2 separate regions of the Homo sapiens genome follow, and region 2 is linked to region 1. A link is an interaction called in ENCODE POLR2A ChIA-PET data of the cell type or tissue named here. Cell type or tissue: A673. All regions are shown on one strand. Each heading gives the region's core, and the rest is flanking DNA. Links, peaks and the distances in the headings are about the cores only. Region 1 holds the start of ZFP42 (ZFP42 zinc finger protein). Region 2 has its middle 37 kb from the start of LINC02434.

Region 1 (12,092 bases), core at 2,480-7,479:
TCAGATCTCCGAGCATTATGCTATTTCTCATAGCAGTATACAAGCTTGTGAGGATGACATATAACATTGAAATGGTAATTTATTAATTTACTAAAAGAAAACTATTTATATGGCAAGCCAATTTCTGTTAGCAGAAATAACTAGTCATGCATCACTCGAAGACAGGAATATGTTCTGAGAAATGTATCTTTAGGTTGCTGTGTCATCCTGTGAACATCACAGAGTGTAGCTACGCAGACCCGAATGGCACAGCCTGCAACTCACCCAGGTTACACAGTAGGGCCCATGGCTCCTAGGCTATAAATCTCCACAGCATGTTACAGTTCTGAGTACTGTAGGCAACTGTAACACAACAGTAAGTATTTGCATATAAACATATCCAAACAGAAGAAATACTGTACAAAAGATAAAAAATGGTACACCTGTGTAGGCACATTCCCATAATGGAGCTCACAGTACTGGTAGTGGCTCTGGATGAGTGAGTGAGTGAGTGTTGAGTGAATGAAGGCCTGGGACGCCACTGTACACAACTGTAGGCTTTATAAGCACTGTACACTTAGGCAAATTTTAGAACTTATTTAAAAATTTGTCTTTCCTGAATAATAAATTAACCTTAGCTTACTGTAACTTTTTAAATTCATTTATTTATTTACTTTTTTTTTTGAGACAGAGTTTCCCTCTTGTTGCCCAGGCTGGAGTGCAACAGCGTGATCTCCGCTCACAGCAACCTCCGCCTCCCAGGTTCAGCCGATTCTCCCGCGTCAGCCTCCTGAGTAGCTGGGATTACAGGCATGTGTCACCACGCCCAGCTAATTTCGTATTTTTAGTAGAAATGAGGTTTCTCCACGTTGGTCAGGCTGGTCTCCAACTCCCGACCTCAGGCGATCCGCCTGCCTCAGGCTCTCAAAATGCTGGGATTACAGGCGTGAGCCACCGCGCCCAGACTCTTTTTAACTTTATAAACTTAAAAATGTGCAAACTTCCTGACTCTTTTGTAATAACACTTAGCTTAAAACACAAACATTTTTTCACCTGTACAAAAATATTTTTTCTTTATATTCTTATTCTGTAAAATTTTGTCTGTTTAAAAACTTTTACGTTAAAAACGAAGAGACAAACACACACATGAGCCTAGGCCTACACAAATTCAGGATCATGAAGATGTCACTAGGCCATGGGGATTTTTCAGCTCTTTTATAATCTTATGGGACCACCATAGTACGTGGGGTTGCTCACTGACTGAAACGGCCTTATATGGAACTTGACTGTACATGGAAAACATACTGGTAAAAGCGGATGTGGACGAAATCTTCATATACATTTAGTATTCGTTCTAGGTGCTGAACTTAGGGAAAAAGATGCAAAGTTCCTCGTTAACACAAAGTTTGGTGTGGGACAGACAGTAAAGGGCAAATAAACAAAAAATGTCAGATTGAGAAAAATGCTATTAAAAAAAAGGTCGGGGCGGGGTGGGACCGGGAGCGGTGGCTCACGCTTGTAATCCCACCACTTTGGGAGGCCGAGGCGGGCGGATCACGAGGTCAGGAGATCGAGACCATCCTGGCCAACATGGTGAAACCCTATTAAAAATAAAAAAAATTAGTCGGGCGTGGTGGCGGGCGCCTGTAGTCCCAGCTACTCGGGAGGCCGAGGCAGGAGAATCGCTTGAACCTAGGAGGCGGAGGTTGCAGTGAGCCGAGATCGTGCCACTGCACTCCAGCCCAAGCGACAAGAGCAAAACTCTGTCTCAAAAAAAAAAAAAAAAAAAAAAGAATATGAGAGGGGAAGTAACCGAGGACGCCACCTTCATCATGAATGTCTGGAAAAGGCCCCCAAGGAGGGGGCCATCGGAGCCAGATGTGGGCAGGAGGAAAAGTGCACGGGGGTGGGAAGAGACGAGCGAAGCCTGCTGGTTCCAGGCTGCCGGCGCTCCCCGGGGGCTGCAGGCCATGCTCCATGCTCCACGCTCCATGCTCCATGCTCCACGCTCCACGCTCCATGCTCCATGCTCCCTACAGCTATGGCGGGCAGGAAGGTGGGGGCTGGGGCGAGGCCCAGGCGCGGGGCTGACGGTGAGCCCCGGGACCATTTGCATTTCATCCCAGGTCCCAAGGAAACCATTACAGGGCTTCCAACAAGCAAACAGCAAGTTTTTTTAGGTTAGAAGATGGGCCGGACAGCTGCATGGAGAATGGATTTGGGGAGAACAGAAAAATCTATTAGATTTGGGAATCCCGCGAAGGGCTGCCAGGGGTTTGGAGCAGATGGCGGCAGAGGAGATGAAATGCAGGGAGAGCGGGAAAACAGGAGAAAGAACCACCCCCTCGCCCTGCAGCTCGCCGGTGGATTGGATGAAGAGCGGAAGGGAAACAGGAATCAAGAATGAGTCTCGCCCGGCGCGGTGGCTCACGCCTGTAATCTCAGCACTTTGGGAGGCTGAGGCGGGCGGATCATCTGAGGTCACGAGTTCGAGACCAGCCTGACCAACATGGTGAAACCCCGTCTCTACTAAAATACAAAAATTAGCCGGGCGCAGTGAAGGGCGCCTGTAATCTCAGCTACTTGGGAGGCTGAGGCAGGAGAATCCCTTGAACCCGGGAGACGGAGGTTGCAGTGAGCCGAGATCGCGCCATTGCACTCCAGCCTGGCAACAGAGCGAGACTGTCTCCAAAAAAAAAGAAAAAAGAAAAGAAAGAGTCTCCTAGGTTTTTTGCTAGAGTAATTTGAGTTGGGGGTATTGCCATCTCCAGAGATAAGAGGAGAGGAAAAGAAAGGGAAGAGACTGGTGTCTTGATCACAATGTAAGCATGTTAATATAGAAAAGACTTAGCCAGATATTGTAAGGAAACATATTTACATGAAGTTTTGAAATAAAATAAAAAATGCAATTTAGGAAATCACCGCCAGACACTTGCTTTCTTGAGAGTGTATTACTTGCCCATCTGCCCGTTTTCAACATTTGAGGCCAGTGGCCAGCCACGGGTCACCGCAGGGCGAGGGCTACAAGTCTCCCGGCGAGGCCGGCTCCGGCCTGGTCCCAGGATGAGAACACGCTTCCCCTCCCTGACTATCTAACCCCTTTGACCGACACATTCCAAGTAGTGAGCAACACAACCCCCTTCTCCCCATTTGAAAAAAGTTCCATGAAACAAGACTCACCCCTGTTACCGCGAAGCACTCTGCTATTTCCAATGCCACCTCCTCCCAAACGTAAAACAAAGGAGAAACTGCAGTGGAAACGTGGACTGCCCTGCGCCCCCTCCCAAGACCCACCCTCCGGACTGACGCGGTCTAATCAGGCTACAGCCACCCATCAGCTCCGCCAGGGTTAGGGAGGGCGTGGCCGGCCCCGCCCTGGGGCGCCGCCCTGGAGCCACCTGGCCCGCGCGTTCACTCTCTGCCCGGAGCCGCCTGGCACCTGGGCGGCGCGCTCACCCTCAGCCCGGGGCCCCCAGGCACCCGGCCCGCACGCAAACCCTCAGCCCGGGGCCCCCTGACCCCCGCGTTCACCCCTCAGCCCGGCCGCCGGGCACTGCGCATCCGCCACGTGGCAGCGCCTCCAGAGCCCAGACGCCCGGCGTTGGCACGTGGTGAGCGCTCAATAAATGTCTGTTGAACAAATACGCGTGGGTGTAATCACATTTACCCTTTTAGGCCGGACGCGGTGGCTCACGCCTGTCGTCCCAGCACTTTGGGAGGCCGAGACGGGGGGATCACATGAGGTCAAGCGTTCGAGACCAGCCTGGCCAACATGGCGAAACCCCGTCTCTACCGAAAAATACAAAAATTAGCCAGGCATGGTGGTGCTCGCCTGTAATCCCAGCTACTCAGGAGGCTGAGGCAGGAGAATCGCTTGAACCCGGGATGCGGAGGTTGCAGTGAGCCGAGATCGCGCCACTAAGCTCCAGCCTGGGTGATAGAGCGAGGCTCCATCTCAATAGAACAAAACAAAACATTTACGCTTTTGCAGATCGAGGAAAAAAATCAAGCGGAGGAGGCAGTTTTTACCCCCCGAAATAGAGGTTGACTCGAACGCAAACCCCCACACCTTTCCCACCCCACCCTACCCCCAGTTGTTTCAAACACCCCCAGTGTTTGTTTTCTTTTTTCTTTTTCTGGCCATTAATGTGACTGTATTGCTAAAGGCAACACAACTCACTTTGAAAGCAATGGTCAGTCAACGCTCACTATTGGCTACAGTCTAGTGAAATGTAATAGGTCGTATAAGTACACCCAGACCATTAGAACGAAACCCAGATCGATATTTAAAAACCTCCTAAATGTTGACTTGAAGCTTTTCTGCATATATATCTGGGAGCAGTTCTCCACTTTTTTCTTTTTTTAAATCTGTTTCTGAATAAGCTTCAATTTTGAGGTTGGCCAATAAAATATAATTTTCCTTCCTTCCTTCCTTCCTTCCTTCCTTCCTTCCTTCCTTCCTTCCTTCCTTCCTTTCTTTTCTTTCTCTTTTTTTTTCTTTTTTGAGACGGAGTCTTTCTCTGTCCCCCAGGCTGGAGTGCAGTGGCACCGTCTCACCTCACTGCAACCTCCGCCTATTTGGTTCAAGTGATTCTCCTGCCTCAGCCTCCCCAGTAGCTGGGATTACAGGCATGCACCACCACGCACGGCTAATTTAGTATTTTTAGTAGAGACAGGGTTTCTCCATGTTGGCAGGCTGGTCCGACCTCAGGTGATCCGCCTGTCTCGGCCTCCCAAAGTGTTGGGATTACAGGCGTGAGCCACTGCGCCTGGCCAATAGGATATAATTTTCAATGAAGGAAATATTTATTATTCCCTGATCTCCTCCAGTAGGCATAGCAGGACCTCTCCATTTGAAATCCGATTTCAATAAAGCTTCCTTAGTTCCTTACCTTAGAATGTATTATTTGCAGACGAGGGTCAGAAAGCCGATTTACCAGTCAGAAGGACTTCCCTCAACTTCCCTCCTTCTGTCTCTATGGCGCCTTGCTGTGGCCTCTTTAGAAACTACAGGGGAATTCCACCAGCCTTTTTTTTTGTTTCCCTTGGAGATAAAAATGTTAACATTTGGGTTTCGATAAGAAATACTTCAATGAACCGAAGAATGTTGACCAGAACCTTCTTTGTAAGCCTTTAAGTGGCAATGTCATTGAAAGCCCCTTTCCTCACTAGATGGAAACACACACACTTAGCTCAAGCCGAGGATCCTTTCTTTGGGTTGTCGGAAACCACCCTTTATCACTCCCTTAACCATTCACACAGTGCATCCCATAAACTAGATTGATTTATAATCGCCTCCCCTACCACTGATTCCATTTGATCGCTTGGGTGTGGCTCTGTTTGGGCATTAGAGACAGCATGTTTAGAAAATCTAATTTTACATTTCACACTCCACCTCTTCCATAGATTATTTTTGCTCCCATTATCGTTTAGCTTTCCTTTCCATGGGCCTGAAGAAGAAACCAAAACGAATGAACTCATCTGTTGTGATATGAACTCAGCTCAAAGGAAATTGAATTTCTCCTAAATGAGCTCGAGAACCAATTAAACCGTGAAACAGAAGTGGGCTGTCTTGAAATTGACCACAAAGAGGTTATGCATAGAAAAAGTGTTGTCCATTGCTGGAATTTTAGTCATAGTGATTCTTCTGCCAGTAACATCATGGTCACTTAAAACACTTGTATTTCGACCATTTTATCTGTGTTACAAATCAATATTTTCCTTAAAACCCTTAAAATGCAAAAACTATAGATATGCATTAATTCACTCTATACAGATTTGAGTTTCTCCCCTACACAGGCGGAGGTTCTAGGCCCTGGTGGATACGTATTCCTGGCCTCCTGGGGTTTGAATGCGGAATGGCCAGGTCAGAACAGGAGGGTAAGAACTAGATTGAGGTGAGTAACTCACTTGTAAACAAAACACCCTCAGTAATCAGTATTAGTAATATTTTAACCTGGCATGTAAAAGAATCAAAATCAACGCAACAATTTATAGAGAACAAAATATCCACATTGTAAATAAAGACAGTCAGAGGATACCAGCCAAATAATCATGATTGTAAGTGTCACAATGCAGCTATTATTAGCACAATGAAGGAGAGGTGCGTGGTGCTGTGGGAGCCACATAGGAGAGCCGGGAAGTTAGGGGAGGTTTCCCTGATCTGCAGGAATCAGCGTGGACGGCAGAGCCTCCCTGACAGGAGAGGGAATAGTTATGGAAGGACCTGAGATGAGTGGAGGCGAGTGTGGAGAGGCTATGCAGGCCCAGACTCTGGGACCCCGTAGGCCATGGGAAGAACTTCGATCTTCAGTCCAGGAGCCCTGGGAACGGAATATTGTAAGAAAACATGCCTTATCTATAAATGCTTATTAACCTTAAACTTGTAAAACATTATTTCATTATTAGAGCTTCAGCTTATTTCTATTTGATTTAGCTAATATAAATTGAATACACGCACAGTCTCATTTTATCTGAAATCAAATTTCTAAAATAGTTATTATTACTGTTATTATAATTTCATTTGCGTTTTAAAATAACCCCGAGGCACAAAGAAACTTTATACAGGAATAAGTTTCTAAACTCAGATTAGAACCCAAGTGTTGGCTGGGCGTGGTGGCTCATGCCTGTAATCCTAGCACTTTTGGAGGCCGAGGCCAGCACATTGCCTAAGCTCAGGAGTTGGAGACCAGCCTGGGCAACATGGTGAAACCCCCTGTCTCTAATAAAATTAAAAAAAAAAAAAGAAAAAAAAAAAGTCAGTCGTGGTGGCGGGCGTCTGTAGTCCCAGCTACTCGGAAGGCTGAGGCAGGAGAATTGCTTGAACCCAGGAGGCAAGGGTTGCAGTGAGCCGAAATTGTGCCGCTGCACTGCAGCCTGGGCGACAGGGCGAGACTCCATCTCCAAAGACAAACGAAAAAAATGAAACAAAAATCCCTCTCCCTCTCTCCCTCTCCCCACGGTCTCCCTCTCCCCACGGTCTCCCTCTCCGTCTCCCTCTCCCCACGGTCTCCCTCTCCCCACGGTCTCCCTCTCCCCACGGTCTCCCTCTCCCTCTCCCCACGGTCTCCCTCTCCCTCTCTTTCCACGGTCTCCCTCTGATGCCGAGCCGAAGCTGGACTGTACTGCTGCCATCTTGGCTCACTGCAGCCTCCCTGCCTGATTCTCCTGCCTCAGCCTGCCGAGTGCCTGCGATTGCAGGCGTGCGCCGCCACGCCTGACTGGTTTTCGTATTTTTTTGGTGGAGACGGGGTTTCGCTGTGTTGGCCGGGCTGGTCTCCAGCTCCTAACCGCGAGTGATCCGCCAGCCTCGGCCTCCCGAGGTGCCGGGATTGCAGACGGAGTCTCCTTCACTCAGTGCTCAATGGTGCCCAGGCTGGAGTGCAGTGGCGTGATCTCGGCTCGCTACAACCTCCACCTCCCAGCCGCCTGCCTTGGCCTCCCAAAGAGCCGAGATTGCAGCCTCTGCCCGGCCGCCATCCCATCTGGGAAGTGAGGAGTGTCTCTGCCCGGCCGCCCCTACTGGGAAGTGAGGAGCCCCTCTGCCCGGCCACCACCCCGTCTGGGAGGTGTGCCCAGCAGCTCATTGAGAACAGGCCATGATGACCATGGCGGTTTTGTGGAATAGAAGGGGGGGAAAGGTGGGGAAAAGATTGAGAAATCGGATGGTTGCTGTGTCTGTGTAGAAAGAAGTAGACATAGGAGACTCCATTTTGTTCTGCACTAAGAAAAATTCTTCTGCCTTGGGATCCTGTTGATCTGTGACCTTACCCCCAACCCTGTGCTCTCTGAAACATGTGCTGTGTCCACTCAGGGTTGAATGGATTAAGGGTGGTGCAAGATGTGCTTTGTTAAACAGATGCTTGAAGGCAGCATGCTCCTTAAGAGTCATCACCACTCCCTAATCTCAAGTACCCAGGGACACAAACACTGCGGAAGGCCGCAGGGTCCTCTGCCTAGGAAAACCAGAGACCTTTGTTCACTTATCTGCTGACCTTCCCTCCACTATTGTCCTGTGACCCTGCCAAATCCCCCTCTGCGAGAAACATCCAAGAATGATCAATAAAAAAAAAATAAAAATAAAAAAATAAAAAATAAAAAAATAAAAAAATAAATGAAACAAAAACAACAACAAAAGAACCCATCTTGCTCCTTTGATATGCGTCACTGTGGTCTAATATAGTATTTTACATTAAGGTATTTTGCAAACTCTGTAGTTGTATTTTTCATTTAAGAAATCTCTCCATGTTATTATTGGCTATGATTTGTAATGCCTTTTTACATGCTTGTTTGATCTTGATAGCACCTTAGGGATTGTTATTATCCATTTTATAGATGAGGAAATGTGAAGTCAGTAGTGACAAATGCCTTATTCAAAGCCCTATAGGTATTAGTTTACAGAGCAGAGTTTAGAACCCAAATCTTGCTATCCTGATACAAAATGTAAAGATAAAGTTAATTTGCCAAGTTCAGTCAGTTGTTTAAAGAGCTTGTTTTTTGTTTTTTTGTTTTTTGTTTTTTGTTTTGGATGGACTCTGGCTCTGTCTCCCAGGCTGGAGTGCAATGGCACAATCTCGGCTCACCGCAACCTCCGCCTCCCTGCCTCCTGGATTCAAGCGATCAAGCGATTCTCCTGCCTCAGCCTCCCGAGTAGCTGGCACTAACAGGCGCCCGCCACCACGCCCGGCTAAGTTTTTGTATTTTTAGTAGAGACGGGGTTTCACCATGTTAGCCAGGATGGTCTTGATCTCCTGACCTTGTGATCCACCTGCCTCGGCCTCCCAAAGTGCTAGGATTACAGGCGTGAGCCACCATAACTGGCCTAAAGAGCTTGTTAAACATATTTTTAGAGTTTCTGTGAAAAAAAGAATAACCCACCAGTCAGTAATGTATGTTTCCACTTGGAATTTGATATCTTAGTAGAGTATGATTTTTAAAAGGCATATTTAACTCTGCTTTTCAAAAAACAATCTAAGTAGAATCTAAAATCTACATGGAAGCCTTTTGGTACTTCACACTGAGAAGAATGAGACTTATCGTCCTGTTGTATATTTTCAAAAACTTTTGTGCTCTTTACATGAAAGCTATAACCATATAAATATGGTCTCATTTGATTATCTGTGAGAATTTAGCAGTGGGTCTAAGTATAGGGCCTAAGGCTATTTTTTAGACCCCAGATTCTCCTCAGACTTTGACAGTGATTTGTTAATGTTATGTTTGGCAGTTTCATAAGATTTTTCCTTCTTTTTTTTAAAGACAGAGTTTCGCTCTTGTTGCCCAGGATGAAGTACAGTGGTGCCATCACGGCTCACTGCAACCTCTGCCTCCCAGGTTCAAGTGATTCTCCTGCCTCAGCTTCCCGAGTAAGCTGGGATTATAAGCGCGGTGCCACCATGCCTGGCTAATTTTGTATTTTTAGTAGAGACGGGGTTTCTCCATGTTGGTCAGGCTGGTCTCGAACTCCTGACCTCAGGTGATCCACCCGCCTTGGCCTTCCAAAGTGCTGGGATTACAGGCATGAGCCACTGCGCCTGGCCAGATTTTTTCTTCTTTTTAAGAATGGACTGTTGCTATGGTTTACATGTTTGTGTCCCTCCAAAAGCCATGCATTGAAACCTGCCCCGATGTGATGGTATCAAGAGGCCTCTGGTAAGTAGTTAAGTCCTGAGGGCTCCGCCCTGGTGAATGGAGTTGGTGTCCTTATAAAGGAGGCGTGGGGGAGCCCTTTTCCCCTCCATCTTATGAGGACACACAGAAGGCACCGTCTGTGAGGAGTGGGCCCTCGGCAGACACCAAATCTGCTGGCACCTTGATCTTGGACTTCTCAGCCTCCAGAATTATGAGCCATACATTTCTGTTGTTTAAAAATTACTTGGCCGGGGGCAGTGGCTCACGCCTGTAATCTCAGCACTTTGGGAGGCCCAGGCAGGTGGATCGCCTGAGGTCAGGAGTTTGAGACCAGCCTGGCCAACATGGTGAAACCTTGTCTCTACTAAAGAGACAATCTTTTGTAAAAATACAAAAGATTAGCCGGGAGTGGTGGCAGGCACCTGTATTCCCAGCTACTCAGGATGCTGAGGCAGGAGAATCGCTTGAACCCGGGAGGCGGAGGTTGCAGTGAGCTGAGATTGTGCTATCGCACTCCAGCGTGGGTGATAAGATGGAAACTTCATCTCAAAAAGATAATAAATAAATATGAATTACTCAAATTTTTTTTTATAGCAGGCTGAACAGACTAAGACAACTATTCCCATAACCTCCCTTTCCCCAAACACCCCTTGCCTTTCTGCTAAGAAACCTACTAAAATTGGGCTTATCTGGAGTAAATTTTCTGAGCTTGCTCCATTTTGTTTTAGACCATCACTCAAATTTTCCCTCAAAATCTTTTGAGTCAACCTCAGACGGTGTGGTCTTTTTTTCTTTTTATTTTGACATACCTTTGGATTTATAGAGGAGTTGCAAAGATAGTACATTGAGTTTCCATATATACTTCACCCAGTTTCCGCTAATGTTAACATCCTACACAACCAATGTACATTTATCAAAATACAGAATCAACAATGGTGCAATCCTGTCAACCAAGCTCCAGACTTTATTTGGTCTTCATCATGCTTTTCCACTCATGTACTTTTTATTTCTTCTAGGATTTGATCCAGGAGGCCATTTTGCATTTAGGACACAGCTAATGCACAGATATGAACTCCACAATCTCATTCCAGTTCTAGCCTAGAAAGTATAATTTACGCCTTGCGATATCCTCGCTAATATCACCCTTTCTATAAAATTTACCACCCTCCCATTCCAAGTTTATACCTTTTACAAGACTCAAATCAAGAATCACCGCTTGTAAGAAAGCCTTTCTTTCAGAAACTTCAATATTATCCCTTCCTACATGGAATTACTTGGCTTTTAGGGATGTATTTTATATCATATCATCAGCCTTTAGATGTCTTTTGTATCCATAATGTGGATTTTAAACCAATACTTTAAAATGCACATCTGTCCAGGAAAATATCATTGAGGCACATTGGAGCCTCCAGGTTTTACAAGGTCTATATAGTCTAAATAGGGAAATTGTAGAACTGGTTATTGTTTTATATTATGTCTGAAATGATGAGAACAAATGATATCAGCCTGTAAATAATACAGGTTCCACCTTATTTGGGCAAAGAAAAAGGTATAAAATAAGCAGTTGTGGGACACACAGTTATGTATAGTTTTCTTTTAATTTTAGGATTTAAATCTATGATTTTCATTATAAGTTGGAACCAATTAGTGGGTAGTGACCAGCATTTTGTAATGGTCAGAAAGGTTTGAAAAATGTGTTTATGTGTGTAATTGGAAATGGATCAATATGAGTAAATATGTGAGCATCAGGGACTCAAACCATATTTGATTTGGAACTTAAATATTTTATCTTCTTCTTTTTTTTTTTTTTTTAGCTGAAAGAATCCACCAAATGTGCCTTAGAACAGGTTGACTTAGGTGATGTAGTCGATATAAAGAAACCAGTGCAGCCCCTCAGCTCTTCAGGCATGCCGTGCTGTCCCATCCCCAGGAAAGTGATGCAGTGAAGCAGTAATGAACTATGTCAGAATTTTCTCCAGCTACATCCATCTTTCTAACTGGCAACAGGGTTTTTGCATTTGTCTTTCTTCTGTCTGAAATTCTATGTCCCAGATTATTCCAAGCATTCTGATCTCAGCTTAAGTGTGACATCGGGGCCAATGTGCCTGAGTTGACTCAGTCAATCTCTATCATATCCCCTTGGCTTATTTTCTTCGTGACCCTTTTCACTACAGATGGTATTAGTAGCCCTAATGTTGGGGATGAGTATAGGTAGAAGAGAGGGCAGCCCAGGATCAAACTCGAATTACCCAATTTACAAGTGCAGTCTTTGAACAGCAAAGGACAAAGGAGGAGGTAAGTGAGGAGCAAGCAGTAAATCAGAATGCAAGAGAGGCGCAAACAGGCTTGGAGGACTGTGCCTATCGTGAACTAAGAGGCAGGGACCTTGGTTTCAGTGGATTTTCTGCAGGGTACTGATAAAGCTTCACCACTGCTGAGAGTCCTTTCTCTAATGAATGCAAACAAGGAGTAGGTATCCAATGGGG
Region 2 (12,092 bases), core at 3,347-8,346, 200 kb before region 1:
CCCCATCCCACCGCTCCACCCCAGTGTATTTTGTGGAGTGGCCATGGTGACGGTGTGAGTAGTGATTATGAGAAAGAGCAGACTCCACTTGAATTAATATTATTGGTACAGATTCTAGGAAGGTTTCAGGTAAAAAGGTGTCTGAGAGGAGGCTAAAGGGTGATTAAAAGATGACCCCATTCAGACAAGGCAGTGTATTGGAGGCAAGAGAAGAGGCATAGGACAAACAGGGAAGTTTTCTGAGCAAATGAGACATGAGCAAAAGGGTTGACATCAAAAGAGAACATGAATTATCCAATATGGGTGAAGTGTGGAATGAGAGAGAGAGTGTGTGTGTGTATAGATAGAAGCAGTAAGATAGTGCAATATGGCCTCTCAAGATACAGGCTGATGGATCATGAGATATGGGACCTCTTTAAGAAGCCATTGAAAATTTATAGGGAAGAAATTCATCTATAAGACTTAATTTTTGAAAATTCTAGAGAATGAATTGGAATGAGAATGACTGGAAGCAAAACCAACTTGGAAATTAATGTAATGATCCAGTTGAGAAATGACCATAGTTAGGTCAGGGAAATGACAGTGCAGTTAGACAGAAAGGAAATTCTTTTCTTATTCATGTATTTATTTGTTTTTTAGAGATGTGGTTTTGAAACTGACCCAATTGTCTCATAGACATTTTTTTTATATAAACACAGAAATTGACCCGCGTGGTCTTAAAGCTTGAAACTTATTAACATATTTTTTTTCTGAGTTTATCCCTCAGGAAAAGACCTTCAGGCCTCTCAAAAAAAGAGTATCAAAGAACTGAAAGTCACCAGATCAGCACATCCAATGAGATGCTGAACGCCTCATTCATCATGATGGCTTCCTTGCCCCTCCCTGGTTCCTGTTTTCTTACGCACTGTTACATTTCTTCCCTGCTATAAAAACCTCTGGTTTTAGTACCACAGGGAGATGGATTTGAGACTGAGTTCCATCTTCTTGGCTGCAGCAAAGATTAAAGCCATCTTCCTTGGCAATACTCATCGTCTCAGTCATTGACTTTCTGTGTGGCGAGCAGCAGGACCTACACAGAGGCTGAAGTGTTTCAGTAACTGTCTTGCTATGTTGCCCAGGCTGGACTTGAACTCTAGGCTCAAGGGATTCTCCTGCCTTAGCCTCCAAAGTAACTTGGACTGCAGGCTCTTGCCATCATGCCTGACTAGGAAGGGAATTCTTTTAAGAGCAGCTTCAGAGACTGAATTTTCAAATTTTCAGAATGAATTAGATATAATGTAAGAGAAGAAGAATTTTTGGCTTTGGAAACTGGATTGTTGGTGATGTCATTCATCTGTATTAGAAGAGGAAAAAGAAAGGCTAGTGGGGTAAATATGCTAATTAACTTGATTGTAGTGATTACCTCAGTGTGTATTATGTCAAAATATGTTGTACGCCTTAAATATACACGATTTTAATTTGTCAATTATACCTCAATAAAGCTAAAAAATGGATTAAAAAACAAAGGAAAAAAAAAAAAGAAAGACAGGCTAGAGGGAAAAGACTGTAAGTTAATATTTTGCAACATTTAGTTGGAGGTTCCTGGGAGGAAGTCTACAGGACTTGCTGGATATGTAGGATTGAAGTTCAGGAGAAAGGACTTAGTTACAGAAAATGATTTGGGAGCGATGAAATTGAAGCCATAAAAATAAATTGGTTGTTAAAAAAATTAACAACAAATTTAGTTGAAATTTAATTGGCTATTATTAGCTATTATAGGACCAGACACCATCTCATTTTACAAAATAGCGTGGGTGCTGTGATGAGCTGAACGTGTGGGTTTAGCTTTATAGGCAGAGAAGGACTGAGGAAGGCAGAAACTGGGATGAAAGCAGACTGCTAATTTCAAAAGTTACTTTTCTCATAAGGTTAAAGCAAAGGGTACTTGTTTACCAGGCCGGCTCAGGTCAACTGGGCCCCTTCTGATTGGTGGCTGCAAGTCTCCTGTTTTTGGAAAGCCGACGGTTTTGAAGTTCAGCTTGATTATGTGGCTTGGACGGGTCTGTGGGGCCCAGTGTAGGAGCGCAGTCCCAACAACGGCCCCCCATAAACTTTGTTTAATGCAGTAAAGAAAGGAGATTGATGTGCTGAAACCAAAACCTGAAGAACAGCTTTTAAAGAACAGAGAAAGGCCAGGCGCGGTGGCTCATGCCTGTAATCCAAGCATTTTGGGAGGCCAAGGCGGGCGGATCACAAGGTCAAGAGATCGCAACCATCCTGGCCAACATGGTGAAAACCCGTCTCTACCAAAAATAGAAAAATTATCTGGGCATGGTGGCGCGTGCCTGTAATCCCAACTACTCGGGAGGCTGAGGCAGGAGAATCGCTCGAACCCGGGAGGAGGAGTTTGCAGTGAGCCAAGATCATGCCACTGCACTCCAGCCTGGGCGACAGAGCAAGACTCTATCTCAAAAAAAAAAAAAAAAAAAATATATATATATATATATATATTTATATATTAGAGAAAATATATATATATATATATTAGAGAAAGAGATGCCTAGAAAGAAGATGGAGAAGTATAGCCTGAGAGCTTGGTGTGGTGTAGAGACAGCAGTGGTGTCTAGGAATTCAAAACAATTTAGCTGTTAAGATAGAGTAAAAATAGAAGTAAAGCTTTTAAAGGGTTGGACCCAGCAACAAGTAGGTTTTCATTCTTTGGGAAAACAGTTTAATGGGATGATGGAGACAACAGTTACAACTAAATAGACAACACTTTAAAAAGGTGTATGAAGCCAAGGAACCGGAGTTTTGTTTTTTCAAGTTGGGAAGGAAATAAATACGCTTTCATGCTGATGAGTAAGCAAAGGTTGAAAACATAGCAGGGAGATGTCATCATTAAGACTACACTTACTGAGTTAGTGGAAGGAAATACAATTCAGAGCACAGGCTTTAAAAAAATATAATGAAGTAGAAAGCATTAGCTTTATATGCCGTGTCACTGTAAGGGGAGAAAAGGGAAAGGGTGGGCGTGGATAGGGATTCTTCTGCAGGGCTGATTTTGTGGGAGTGAGAACAGCGTGGGCAATCCTTTTCTGTGTCTGCAAGGTTAACTGCAGGGGATGAAATGAGCTTGGTGGTCAGAAGAGAATAGAAAATGTCTGAAGTATCTCCTGATGAGAATGAGATCAAGGTGGCTAAGGAGACAGGGACTCCTGATTATCGAGCTTAGATACCATGCAGTTACAGAGCGGCACTCATCTCTAAAGCTGTGAAATTCTTTACCAGTACCTCTGATCCTCCCATTTGAAAAGGCAGAAAAGGTAGACATTTAATTTATAACAGACAGGGATTTGGGCATGACAGAGTTTTGAGATATAATAGGAGAGTTTTCGGAGTGATAAATTGTGAACACAGTAACTTAAACTTCAGATTTCATAGTACAGTTTCTTATGGCAAAGTCCAGTGGGAAGCCGTGGCTGAAATGAAATGAAATCCATTGTCTCTCAAGATAAGGAGGCCAAGGAACTTAGAAATTCGGGTGCATAATGTGGCAACCCCATGAACACTGAAGTCATTTCGGATGATGCAACAGGGTTCAGGGTGGAGAAAAAAGTGACCCTGGCTTTTAAATCTCCAGTGAGTAGTGTAGAATGGCAAGGAGTCCTGGATGAGCATGAGGGAAGTTACAGGCAGGCTTCCTGGAGGCTGTGAGCCTCAAAAGGAACGGGCCTCACGCTCAGGCAGCAGAACAATTTTATGAAAGTAGCCACTCTGAAGTTTTTAGTTTGTGAAATAATAAGCTGCTTCAATCTAAAGAATTATAGGCAACTGGCTGAGCACGGTGGCTCACACTTCTAATCCCAGAACTTTGGGAGGCCAAGGCAGGTGAATCACCTGAGGTCAGGAGTTCAAGACCAGCCTGGCTAACATGACGAAACCCCGTCTCTACCAAAAATACAAAAATTATCAGGGCATGGTTGTGGACACCTGTATTCCCAGCTGCTACTCAGGAGGCTGAGGCAGGAGAACCCAGGAGGTGGAGGTTGCTGTGAGCCGAGATCACGCCATTCCATTCCAGCCTGGGCAACAAGAGCAAAACTCCAACTCAAAAAAAAAAAAAAAGAATTATAGGCAATCACTGTGCTCAGTGGATATCCAAGTTTTAGTTAAAGCAAGAGGATAGAAAAAAAAATATTCAGTGAAGATTTCAAAAGTTTAAGATAAATTGTGCACCAAACAATGGACTGTCTGGGGTCATAGTGGCGAGTTGGGAAAGTGGGGAGCTGTGTGAGGAGGGATGGGCAGAACACCTCTGGAGGGTGGGGGTCCTGATGCATGGGCTTCCTGAGAGGGGACCAAGGAGAGCAGGGCTGTCAGAGATGGTGAGGAGATACAGCCTCAATTTTTCTTTTTCTTTTTCTTTTTTTTTTAGATGGAGTCACTCTGTTGCCCAGGCTGGAGTGCAGTGGCACAATCTCGGCTCACTGCAAGCTCCGCCTCCCGGGTTCAAGTGATTCTCCTGCCTCAGCCTCCCGAGTAGCTGGGACCACAGGCACCCGCCACCACACCTGGCTAATTTTTTGTATTTTAGTAGAGACGGGGTTTCACCATGTTGGTCAGGATGGTCTCCATCTCCTGACCTCATGTTCCACCTGCCTCAGCCTCCCAAAGTGCTGGGATTACAGGTGTGAGCCACTGCGCCAGGCACCACGGCCTCAATTTTTCAAATGGACTAATTCTAGAGTTTTCCTCATGTTGAAACGGGACAAGTTCCCTTGTCCCCCTCACATGGCGTGCAACACGGGGAGTGGCTGACTTCAGTTCCCTGCTGCTCAGACCTGTATGGGGAGCATGCAGACGGGCAGGTCGTGGGGCTCCAACCCCATGGCAGTGTCTAGGGGTGAATGCTTACAGCTCCTGAGGCCCCAGTGGGCGTGTGTTACAGGGTGCTCTCAGCTTTCGTCATCTGTAGGTGTCGTGTTCATCAGCTCGATTAGATCTTCTGCCTTATTGCAAGGACAGGCGGCTTTCTGTACCCTGGGTTCTTGCCTTGGTGTACCAGAAAAATCAGATCACACGTGGGCTTGGAGAATGAGTGCAAGGTCTGATTGAATGTTGGAGGTAGCTCTCAGCAGGTGGGTGGGGAGGGGGAAGGGGATGGAGTGGGATTGAATGGAGGAAGTAGCTCTCAGCAGGTGGGTGGGGAGTGAGAAGGGGATGGAGTGGGATTGAATGGAGGAAGTAGCTCTCAGCAGGTGGGTGGGGAGTGAGAAGGGGGTGGAGTGGGATTGAATGGAGGAAGTAGCTCTCAGCAGGTGGGTGGGGAGTGGGAAGGGGATGGAGTGGGATTGAATGGAGGAAGTAGCTCTCATCAGGTGGGTGGGGAGTGGGAAGGGGATGGAGTGGGATTGAATGGAGGAAGTAGCTCTCATCAGGTGGGTGGGGAGTGAGAAGGGGATGGAGTGGGATTGAATGGAGGAAGTAGCTCTCAGCAGGTGGGTGGGGAGTGGGAAGGGGATGGAGTGGGATTGAATGGAGGAAGTAGCTCTCATCAGGTGGGTGGGGAGTGGGAAGGGGATGGGGTGGGATTGAATGGAGGAAGTAGCTCTCATCAGGTGGGTGGGGAGTGAGAAGGGGATGGGGTGGGATTGAATGGAGGTAGTAGCTCTCAGCAGGTGGGTGGGGAGTGGGAAGGGGATGGAGTGGGATTGAGTGGAGGAAGTAGCACTCAGCAGGTGGGTGGGGAGGGGGAAGGGGATGGATTTAGAAGGTGATTTTCCCTTTTAGTCGGGCCGCTGGGTGGCCGGACTCCCCTCCAACGGCCCCGGCCAGATTCCCCTCGGCCCCCCATCTCCGCCGGCTGATGGCCTGCCAGCGTGTTCTTCCCCACTCTGCTCCTCTGGACGTCCAGCTGCCTGTGTACTCTAACACGGGCATGTTCCTCTCAAAGTCCAGTGGGTTGTGTCTGTGCCTGCTAGGGTCTCAGGGTTTTTATAGGCACAGGTCGGGGCCGTAGTGGGCCAGGGTGGTCTTGGAAAATGCAGTATTTGGGCACGAAGACAGGAGTGCCTGTCCTCACCTAGGTCTGTGGGCACAGGCCTGAGGGTGGACCCCTAGCCAGGGACCCACCTTTCTCTACCCAGCACTTCCCTGACCCTCTCACATCTCAATGTGAGTGGGTAGGAACTGGAGGGGAATGTAACTTAAGCCTCTTAACTGTGATCATGTGCTTCTCTCCCCAGTAAACATCCCTAATCTCTCTGCTAGCCTAGCCGACCCCTGTAAGGGCAAAGCACTAATGTGAAAGTAAAGGTGTTGTGCAAAGGTGAGCACGGCCCTGGAGTCTGAGATGCTGCCGTGCAGAAGTGGAGCTCAAGGCTTCAGGCTCTGGCAGAGAGCACCCCCGAGCACGCGGCATGCAGCCAGCTTCCTGGGCCCTCCAAATCCAATCCCCCTACCCGATTCCTAGAGTCCGGGATTTCCTCTGAGCTCGCAAGTCTCTGAAACTTAAAGGCAGTCCAGCAGAGTAATTAATACAGAGATCCACTGCTCTCCTGACTTCGGGCAGTTATCTTACTTTTCTCAGCTTGCGATGCTTATCTGTAAAACAGATATGCCTTCCTCGCTGAGGCACTGTGAGAATGAAAGTCAGCAATCTAAAACTCCTTGCTCAGTGCTGGAATAAAACATGTGCTCAATGAATGGCAGCTATTATTATTTTTTCAGAAAAATGTTCTGGCAAGAAGCACATAGGGCTCTTCAGAGACTGTGTTCATAGTCCCGAGCTGAAGGCAGGTCAGGAAAGAAGGATCCAATTTTAGAGTAGATGCCTCACTTTCTTCATTTAATTTTCCTGGTACTAAGCCAACCCCTTCTCCTTGCCTGCTACCTACCTGCCTGTTAAAAACTGCAATCCAGTGGTTTTTGGACCTCAGCTCTGGAAACTTTGATTATTAATTCCAGGGAGGGACCGCACAGTGCTATATTGTTAAGACATCACAGGACAGCCTGTTGCATAGCCAGCATTGCAGGCCACTGTAAGCTGTAGACTCTTCTAGAAGATCACTAGACTCTTCTTCACAGCAGTCATTAGGTGAAAATGGCATTCATAGAGGACAGGTTGTATCTCAGGTACTGTGCCGCTACATAAAGGGAAGTTTTGAATGGCCTCTAAAGGATTTGGCTCAGTGACAGCCTTTACTTCTGGCTTGGAGCCCAGACCAGGCCCGCCTTATTCGTGTGGGTGACCATCACTACGGATGCTGGAGGTCCAGCACGTCACAATCCCACCTTTCGCAAACTACCTTATGTTCTTGCCCCTGTGTCTCTGCTGCTTCTTTGCTTTTCTTCCCCAAAATTGATAATGAAAATTTTCATTCCTTTTAAAACATGTACTGGAAGTACATGTTTTAAAATGTACATAATTCAAAAAATCCAAAGCACATATAAGGAAAAGTAGATTTCCTGCCTTTCTCCACATCCCAGCCACCTAGTTCCCTCTACTTGGAGACAAGCGCTGCTGCCAGTTTCTAGGACATTTTTTCAGAAATCTCTTTTCAATGTATGAACATATTTTTCCAGTACATGGAGTATATTATACCATGTACTTTTGCCTTTTGCACATTTTATATTCCAGTGGATATTGGAAATTTTTCTTTCTTTCTTTCTTTTTAGACAGAGTCTCGCTCTGTCACCAGGCTGGAGTGCAGTGGCACGATCTCAGCTCACTGCAAGCTCTGCCTCCTGGGTTCAAGCGATTCTTCTGCCTCAGCCTCCCAAGTAGCTGGGAATACAGGCTACAGGCATGCACTGCCATGCCCAGATAATTTTTGTATTTTTTTTTTTTTTTTTTTTTTTAGTAGAGACGAGGTTTCACCATGTTGGCCAGGATGGTCTCGATCTCCTGAACTGGTGACCTGCCCACCTGGGCCTCCCAAAGTGCTGGGATTACAGGCGTGAGCCACCACGCTTGGCCCTGGGAAAATTTCTTTATCAATGTGTGCAGACATTCCCTGACATGATGGTTTGACTTACAGTTTTGTGACTTTAAGATGATGCAAAAGCAATATGCTTCAGTAGAAAGAGGCAGAATACTCTCTCAATGCTGTGTGGTGGCAACGAGCCACAGCTCCCTGTCAGCCATGTGATGACCTGGGTAAGGAGCCAGTACTCTGCAGTGCACTGTGTTGCCAGATGCTTCTGCCCAGATGTAGCTGCTGTGAGTGTTCAGAGCACACTTAAGGTAGGCTAAGCGCTGATGTTCAGGAGGCTAGGGGTATTAAAGGCATTTTTTTATTGATACATAATATTTGTACATATTTATGGGGCTCGTGTGATACTTTGTTATGTGCGGAGAATGTGTAGTGATCAAGTCAGGTTACTTGGGGGTACCTAATGCATTTTTGACTTACAGTATTTCCAATTTATAATGGATTTACTGAGAAGTAATCCCACTGTTGGCTGACGAGCATCTCTATAGATGTTCCACCTTTTCTATAATAGCTGTATATTCTCCAGTGTACAAATGGAGCAACACTTTATTTAGTCAATTTTGTTGTAAAAATTACCATTTTTCAATCAGCGGCAAGATTCAAATATTGGATAATTCAGTGTAATTCACTTCTGTGGTGCTCTGTGTGCCTTGAAGGGTTGAGATAGCTAGCTGACTCACAATTCTTCCTACTATAAATGGGTTTTTATATTTTGCTTGCAAAGTTTATTTTCCATGAAACACCTTCTCATCTGTGTATCTTAATGCTATAGAATGCGAATTTTAAGAAGATCCTTAATTACTAAATCTTTTTAGGCCAATGGTGATAACCAGATGCCTTTCTCTCTAATAAATGCAAGGAGGAAAAATGGGCAAAGCGACTCTGCGAATAAAACAACAGAGATTCCATGGAATACCGGAGCTGAGATTCTGCATTCTCTCTTCAAGAACTGCTAAGAATCATGAAAATCACTCCCCCTCTGCAAAACCTCCTGAGAAACCTTTCCTTAGGGAGCTATCCTGATGGTTCTCATGATATATCAATACTGTGATCAGGAAAAAAGACCTGCGACCGCAAATCCTGGTAATAAAAAATAAAAGATTCCAGTAAGTATGTACAATCAACAAGGCAGAGTTCTTTTTTTTTTTTTTTTTTTTTTTTTTTTTTGAGACGGAGTCTCGCTCTGTCGCCCAGCAGGCTGGAGTGCAGTGGCGCGATCTCGGCTCACTGCAAGCTCCGCCTCCCGGGTTCATGCCATTCTCCTGCCTCAGCCTCCCGAGTAGCTGGGACTACAGGCGGCCGCCACCACGGTCGGCTAATAACAAGGTAGAGTTCTTAAGGGGAAACAGTTCATGTTCACGCGTGCGTTTGTGATTTCTTCTGCAAGGTCATAGACCTTTGGACGTTTACTGACGTCACTGACAGACATGTGAAAGGTGAAATTAGGGGAAGGTTTTGATAAAGGGAAATGGAAAAAATAAACTTAACTGTATTGCATATGGAATGGTGGGAGATACTAGTAGATATAGCTAGCAAAAATCCATGAATCAGGGCCAGAAGTTCTTGTGAGAATCTGCGAAAATTGAGGCTCAGAAGTGACAGCCGACACTACGACCCTGAAAACCTTCCTGCTCTTCATCTCTGCTAATGCGTCTCCCCAGCAAAACAACATGCTTATGTTTCATTCATCTTTAAAAAACAAAATAATAAAAAAGAAAAACTTCTGGCATAGTATTGTTTTTTTCTCTAGTCCACTTAATTCCCCAATTGATCATCTCATTTATTGCACCATTCCCCTTTCTTTCTCTATTCATCTCACTGAAAAGGTACATTTTTTCTCTACCACTCCATGACAGTTAATTTTGTGTGTCTATTTGGAAGGTGGTTTTGCCTGAGATTACCATTAAATCAATAAACTCTGAGGATTATCCTTTAGACTGTAGGTGGACCCCATCCAATCAGGTGAAGGCCCGGTTAGAACAAAAGGAATGACCCTCCTCTGATCAGGATAGAATTCTCCAGCAGACTACTGCTGGTGGTATTATTATCTGATATCTCTAAAACTGTTAGTTCTTCCAACTATTCTTCTAAAAACTCTCTTCTTTTTATTTTATTATTATTTTTTATTTATTTTGGAGATGGAGTCTCACTCTGTTGCCACGCTGGAGTGCAGTGGTGTGATCTTGGCTCACTGAAACCTCTGCCTCCTGGGTTCAAGTGATTCTCCTACCTCAGCCTCCCAAGTAGCTGGGACTACAGGCACACGCCACCATGCCCAACTAATTTTGGTATATTTAGTACAGACAGAGTTTCACCATGTTGCCCAGGATGATCTCGATCTCCTGACCTCGTGATCTGCCCACCTCAGCCTCCCAAAGTGCTGGGATTACAGACATGAGCCACTGCGCCCAGTCAACTCTCTTCTTTTTAATTTCTGTGGTGCTGTCTTGACAACTTTTTTTCTGACTGCTGTAATCATTCCTTTTCAGTATCTCCCAGGGGCTCCTCTTGCTCCCCCTGACTCTAGGGTACTGGCAATCTCCAGTAATCTGTCCCCAGCCTTCTCTCCCCACACTTCTTCGTTTGGGTTTCAAGTGGAAGACTCTAAGTTATGACTCCCCCACAGAATCTTCATTCTACACCACTCTGCGCCTCTGAAAGAGCTGAGAGGACCTGAAAGGCGGAAAGAGGGGAGCCCCTGGGGGGTGAGGAGGAGACTGAGGAGCAGTGGCATGAAGCTGGGGCAGACAAGGGAACGGGCTGGTGCATCACGTCATGAGTGTTCACAAGATCGTGTGCTCCTTATTGATGTCTTATTTCAGAATATGTTAGGAGTGTTATTAGAAAACATTTTTAATATGGAGACAAAATTGAAAACTATTGAAACATTACAACGTTTTCAAGTGATATTATAATTTTCTCATCCAATAAATATTCAGTTTGAAGAAGTTAAAAGTAAATTTTATTAGAGTTCTACTTTACAAACACACAGAAGCATACAACATAAGTGAAGCCAAAAGACCAAAACCAAACTGTAATATGTCCATTGTTTTGGTGTCAGACAGCAGGCTTTTTTTTTTTTTTTGAGACGGAGTCTCGTTCTGTCGCCCAGGCTGGAGTGCAATGATGCGATGTCGGCTCACTGCAAGCTTTGCCTCCCGGGTTCCAATGATTCGCCTGCCTCAGGCTCCCAAGTAGCTGGGACTACAGGTGCCCGCCACCTCGCCCGGCTAATTTTTTCATATTTTTAGTAGGGTTTCACCATGTGGCCAGGCAGGTCTCGAACTCGTGACCTCAGGTGATCCGCCTGTCTTGGGCTCCCAATGTGCTGGGATTACAGGCGTGAGCCACCGCGCCCGGCCTAGACAGCAGCTTTGACTGAACAGTGCTGCTCCTTGCAGAGCAGGTTAACTCATAGGCAGTGTGCTCAGAGTCAGCCTAAAGGAATTATGTGTTACTAATAGCACATGACATAAAATTTCAGAAGAGAAACACCAAAATTTCAACAGAAAAATGAGGGAAAAAGCATGATAGGTAGTTCACATTAAAGAAAAACAAATGTCATTTCTTCTCAGCCTTTTGGCTAAGATCAAGTGAAGAAAAACAAATGTTTTCTAAACTAATAAAAATATGCTCAAGGTTCACATAGTAAAATAAACACAAATTTGAAATAGCATTTCTTAGTCTTCAACTGGGACATTTTCTAATTGTCTAACAACATACTTAAAAAAACAAAATATTTGACTGGATAAGTAAATTCTTATATATTCACAGCATAATGTTTTTATAAGGCCATTAAACAAAGGTGACTTCATTTTATGATAGTTGTCTAAATACCAAATCTTTCCAAAAATACCATGAAATGATACAGAGGGATTATTTTGAAGATAAAACCCCACAAGAACAAAAACCTGGAAAAGAAATAAAAAGCACCAAAATTCTGAAAGGAAAAAAGGAAGTAATATTTAAATGAGCAAATCCGAACATAATAAATACTAAGCCAGTGGTAGGAAAAGGCCAGAAGTAACCAGCTTGCAGAATTCCCAAAAGGCTCAGTAATTTTTGGCTCCAGGAATCTTAGGAAGTGCAATTAAACACAGGATTGTTTCCAAGAAGCTG

The links. ChIA-PET counts read pairs that join two places held together with the same protein. Peaks named below come from ENCODE experiments on the same cell type or tissue, not always from the same donor. Only the 100,000 strongest peaks of a DNase experiment are listed, where the experiment ranks them.
Region 2: POLR2A ChIA-PET joins it to region 1 with 23 read pairs; 2 of 35 experiments call an interaction of 5 or more read pairs at or near these places.

Annotation. Positions count from the first base shown.
Region 1 is chr4:187,986,908-187,998,999 of GRCh38, reverse strand. ZFP42 (ZFP42 zinc finger protein) reads right to left here and starts at 3,229. Exons shown (of 4, transcript NM_174900.5): 1 at 3,160-3,229. LOC124900881 (a long non-coding RNA gene) reads left to right here and starts at 6,121. Exons shown (of 3, transcript XR_007058513.1): 1 at 6,121-6,318. RefSeq lists enhancers at 2,171-2,465, 2,080-3,061, 3,062-4,041. In A673, for the core only: a CTCF peak has its summit at 4,985; DNase peaks (open chromatin) are centred at 4,399, 4,529 and 4,939.
Region 2 is chr4:188,190,650-188,202,741 of GRCh38, reverse strand. No RefSeq gene overlaps it. Among named protein-coding and RNA genes, the nearest start is that of LINC02434, 37 kb to the right of the region's middle. RefSeq lists an enhancer at 6,144-6,842. In A673, for the core only: no CTCF peak of the experiment used is centred there; DNase peaks (open chromatin) are centred at 5,041 and 6,441; H3K27ac peaks cover 1,696 bases.